Regions from separate parts of the Homo sapiens genome. Here region 1 is linked to region 2. Evidence: chromatin loops called from intact Hi-C (ENCODE). Cell type or tissue: pancreas. All regions are shown on one strand. Region 1 overlaps CLTRN (collectrin, amino acid transport regulator). Region 2 overlaps ACE2 (angiotensin converting enzyme 2).

Region 1 (2,500 bases), 72 kb before region 2:
TGAGAGGCCAGGGATGTTGCTAAGGCCCTGCAATGCACAAGACAGCTTCCCGCTCCTCCCTCCCCCTTCCCCTCCCCCCTCCCCCCCCCACCAAGAAAGAACCATCTGGCCCAAGTAGTAGTGCCAAGCTGGAGAAACCATGGTGTCGTCTTTGAAAGAAAGAATATGACAATCTCTATGATAATAAAGACACCTATTATTATTAACAACAAATATTTTATTGCGGAAACTGGGGAGAAGCATGCCTCCTGTCCCCAGGGAGAAGGCAGGAGCGAATGGGCAAGGGCAAGGGAAGGGCTTTAAGGGAGAGGAGAGGTGGGCCTGGGGCTCGCTGAGTGGTCGGCTGGAGCAGTGGGAAGTGCCCCGGTGGGGCCGGTGGCTGGTGTGGGGGTAGAACCGCGGTCAGTAGGGTGAAGGTGCTGAGGGCTGGAGGCTCAGGAGGTGGTGGCAGGGGCCTGACTCTTGGAGCCGGGCAGCAGGCTGGGTGTGCTCAGAGGCTCATGGCCCACCTGGCGAAGCTCCTTCCAGGTGCAGGCAAGCCTGAGGCGTCAGGGCAGTGCTACCCGCAGGCCTAGCGCTCCTGCGGCGACCGGGCGCCTGGCGGCCACATATCCTCAGCAGGGCAGGCGGCCGCCAGGAAGGATTGAGACAACGCTGCCCGGGAGTAGGGGCTCTGCTCAGCGGCCTAGACCCGGGCAGAAAGGAATGGGCCACTCCGTTTCTCATCACAGACCCGAAGGCAGATGGCCTGGGCATCGGGCTCCCTCTGCGCTCGGGCGGGGCGATTTTCATGGTTACCAGGCTGCGGACAGGCTGGTGGGGGGGTGGCGGCGGTCCAAAGCCACCGCTTCATGTAGGCCAGGCGAGCCTCAGAGAAATCAGGCCTGATGTTGCTCAGCAGCGGCAGCCTGTTGGGAAAGCACCTCCAGGCCTCGGGAACCATCTCTCTCAGGACGCGGATGCGGGCGGGCACCATCTCTCTCCGGATGCGGATGCGGGCGTAGTCCCAGCTGGGAGGAGCGGTGGGGAGGGGCTGGATGCAGACCCAGCGCTTCCCGTGGAAGTAGGTGACCTTGCAGTTCTCCTGGACCTGGGAGCTGAGGAAGGGCCTGGACAGTAGGGCCCAGTGCTTCTGGCGCGGGGGTCGGGCGGGGGGGTGGGTGCGCGGTTTTCTGGCCCAGAGCCAGCCCAGGAAGCCGCTCAGGTAGCTGCCCATGAGAGCAGGGCAGTGGGTTGGGCCTTCCAGTAGACACTGGGCTGCCAGAAGTTTCCGAAATCTGCGGTCAGGGCCAGAGATAGTGTCCGGGCTCAGTGACCAGCGACCTTTGGTATCAAAATGTCAGAAAGTGCACGAGGCGCCATGTGCCGGGTACGGTCTGGCCACCAAGTGTTGCATGGGGCAGGAGGCCACGGCCAGGCCAGAGCTTTGCGGCGCGCAGCTGCAGAAGGGGCAAGTGGCGCCCCATGCTGTCTGGCGGACCAAGGAGGCTCAAGCCTCAGTCCTTCCCACTCATGGTCCCAGACACTCAGCTCTGGGCAGAGGGGCCTGGCAGCTGCCTCTACTTTTGTACCTGACCTTTAAAAACAGAACATAGAAGAATTTCTGCCAGGTCCTGAAAACTGCAGATACCTGTTGACAGAAGGGTGCTCTCTTTGATCAGTGTGAAAATGATCACAATACACTTGGATGCTCTAAACAAATCCTTTACTCATATCAGATTCTTCTAGGATGGATGTTAATGTTGCTTTTTGCAATTTTGCTCTTAAGTAAACTGGGAAAGCCATCAGGTTTTGTTTTAGCATTGGCAATGTTGATTTTATGTGGACTTTCCTATAATTTCCATCCTGAGTACATCCATGTATAGATTGTCTCTCTCTGAACACTATTTTCATTTCTCCCCTTTCACTTGTAATACAGAGGAGAGTGAGTCACATTTCCAATTTGCAGTTGAAAAGTCTGTAACTGCAAAACAAAGAGTTCAAAGACTGCTGGTGAATTGATTATAGTGTTTAAGTTGGAGGTTTGTTCAAGGCGATGTAAAAGAAACTTGTTTTTGAGAACTTTTTCTTCAAAAGTACACACAGAAGGTGCCTTTTGTCTTGGCCCTGATGCTGGGGTGGAAGAGAGACAGTAGATGCAGACAGAGCAAGTATTGAATCATGAGGGGGCAGCAGATCCTCTCTGGATCTGAGAGGTGGAAGACTGAATGGGCAGGGCACTAAAAAGAGTTGAATGAGAAAATACCAAAGGTTTCTGTGGTTCAGAGAGGGCCAAGCATTGGGGAAACGGGGGCTGTCACCAACCGGTGATGGAGAATGAGATCCCTAATGCTCTCCACTGACTATTATTATTTTTTGGCAGATTCCCTGTTATTCCCTATAAGGAATGATCCCCAAGTATATGATTTTGAAACAATGGGAATTTCCTATATAATTTTCTTCTTACTGAGCTCATTCTTCATAATGGTAGAAATGACTTTTTAAACATAGCTAAGATGTC
Region 2 (2,500 bases):
AAGGGAGGAAACTGAAACTAATGAAGAAAATGAGGATTAGAAGTAACTTTGGGTTTTATTTACCTGTTCTGTTCCAGGGCTTCAACCTACTCCAAATCCCTTAGCTGAGAAAATAAATATATACATATCATTATGAATACTGTCAATTTTTCTCATGTATCCTTATAGTAAGTACATCTTGAGGAATAATATTTTGAGGTTAGGAAAATTCTCTTTAACACAAAACATCCACTGTCATCTTCATCGTAATATTTATCCTTTTCTATTTTACTTTCAGAAACAGAAATAAACTTCCTGCTCAAACAAGCACTCACGATTGTTGGGACTCTGCCATTTACTTACATGTTAGAGAAGTGGAGGTGGATGGTCTTTAAAGGGGAAATTCCCAAAGACCAGTGGATGAAAAAGTGGTGGGAGATGAAGTAAGTCAATGAATATGCAATCAGTAAAATGTTTTCTAATGAGTTTGCTGTGTATTTAAAAGCATTTGACTGGCGTGTACACACACACACAGAGGCACACATTAACTAACTACTTTTTGTATTTTTAGTTTGTTATATTTTATATTTTAGTCTCCATTTGGATACCATCTCCTCAGATAAAATTTCCTTGGGTCAGGTGACACTACTTCATACTCTATATTCTTAAGTATTGGCTTACTCATTAAACTATGATATTATGTTGAAAGTGATCAATTTATTCATTTTACATATTCTTTTATCCAGCCTTTTAAACAAAACGGTGACCCCACATTTTAGGCAAAGCACTGGGGATCCAATGTTAATAATTTCAGGTATGGTCCTCAACCCCAAAAAACGTTTAGTTTATGGCAGGATGTGGAAAATTAAACCACTGCAATTTGTAGTGTTGTGATGGGAGGGTACAGGGTCCGTTAGCGTCCAGGGGAGATCCAAAGCCCAACTGGGGGTGTCAGATGAGGAGAGGCATTTAAGCCCTGAGAAAGGTGTGGGTGTAGAGGGGAACACAGAGAATTCCAAGCTAGAGAGAACCTGACACATTTGGGCAACAGTGACCATTTCCATGGTTGCAGCACTACGTTACTTATTGCTGTGTCACAAGTGCCTCACACTGTGCCTGTCACATGCAAGTATGAAATAAATAGGTTTTTGGAGGAAGGAATTATAAGAGAAAAAGAAAAAGAAGGAAAAAAAGAAAGGAGAGAGGGAGGGAGAGAATGGAAACAAGAAAGAAATCTATCTTCTTTTTACCATCATAGACCCTGGTCAATTATTTCTTTCTTTATTTTTCTTATATTTTCTTTTTGAAGTGAAGAACTCATGTGTAACAAGCAGTTCCACATGCACAGGTTTAAAACAGTACACTTCTTCTGTCAAGATTCTCTCTGTTAACATAAATCGTACTTGGGAGGAAAGACGCAGCACCTATAAGAACTGTTGCCAGTGTTTAAATATTACTGAAGTTATGTCTACAATGATCCTGCAATTTTAAAGGAAAAATGTATTCCATTTAATCAAAGCCAAATACATGATTTTGCTACCTTTTTTTCTGGTTGGATTAATCTTTTGACCCCTCTTAGCTTATTTTAAAGGCACATGGAATCAGATCCTTAGAGTGATTCATTAATGCATCAATTGTTCCTTTGTTCAGTAAATATAAATTAATTCTTTCTGTAGTGTCAGGCACCATGTTTGACACTGGAATTAGAGAGAAGACCAAGACACAGCCCCACCCTCTAGGAGCTCAAGTCTCTAGGGCAGGAAGTTACTATAGTTGAATAACTACAAAACGGGGAGATAAATGGCAAAGGAGGCACAACTAGAGAAGGCTAAAGGAGATTGAGGGGTTAATTCTGCCAGAAGGTGGATGGGATCAGGGCCAGGCTTCACAGAGGAGGGAACACTTGAGCTAGGTAGGCGTGGAGAATAAGTAAGATTTCAATTTTATTAAATTCTCTCTGCCAGGAGTACATGAAGTGTGGTGCCTGAGAGGAATTATTAGGGCTTTCACTGTACATTTTTGGCCATGCAATGCACTTTATGAATGTTATTAAATTAGTCTTTTGAAGACATAGCTATTTTCCAAGGGTATATTCTGGCTGAATTAATTAAAACTAAGAGATAACTACATAATGAGCTTTACTGTCTGATTTTTTAAAAATTTTTATTTATTTTTTATTTTTGTAGGTGATTTTTTTTTACATTGTTTCTATTTCACCCAACAACCATTTCTAATGTAAATACCATTGATTGGCTGGACACGGTGGCACCTGTAATTCCAGCATTTTGGGAGGCCGAGGTGGGCAGATCACTTGAGGCCAGGAGTTCGAGACCAGCCTGGCCAACATGGTGAAACCCTGTCTCTATTAAAAATACACAAATTAGTTAGATGTGGTGGTGCACACCTATAAACCAAGCTACTTGGGAGGCTGAGATGGGAGAATCGCTTGAACCTGGGAGGCGGAGGTTGCAGTGAGCCAAGATCGTGCCACTGCACTACAGCCTGGGTGACGGAGTGAGAC

Evidence for each region. A loop is a pair of places that touch in the nucleus more often than their neighbours do. Peaks named below come from ENCODE experiments on the same cell type or tissue, not always from the same donor. Only the 100,000 strongest peaks of a DNase experiment are listed, where the experiment ranks them.
Region 1: it touches region 2 in a loop (2.4-fold over the local background); 10 of 110 quality-filtered maps call a loop at or near these places.

What each region holds. Positions count from the first base shown.
Region 1 is chrX:15,645,120-15,647,619 of GRCh38, reverse strand. The region is part of intron 3 of CLTRN (collectrin, amino acid transport regulator); the gene reads left to right. Among named protein-coding and RNA genes, the nearest start is that of CLTRN, 18 kb to the left of the region's middle. In pancreas, no CTCF peak of the experiment used is centred here; a DNase peak (open chromatin) is centred at 1,339; H3K27me3 peaks cover 475 bases.
Region 2 is chrX:15,573,588-15,576,087 of GRCh38, reverse strand. It overlaps ACE2 (angiotensin converting enzyme 2), which reads left to right. Exons shown (of 18, transcript NM_001371415.1): 10 at 278-422. Among named protein-coding and RNA genes, the nearest start is that of ACE2, 26 kb to the left of the region's middle. In pancreas, no CTCF peak of the experiment used is centred here; no DNase peak of the experiment used is centred here; H3K27me3 peaks cover 743 bases.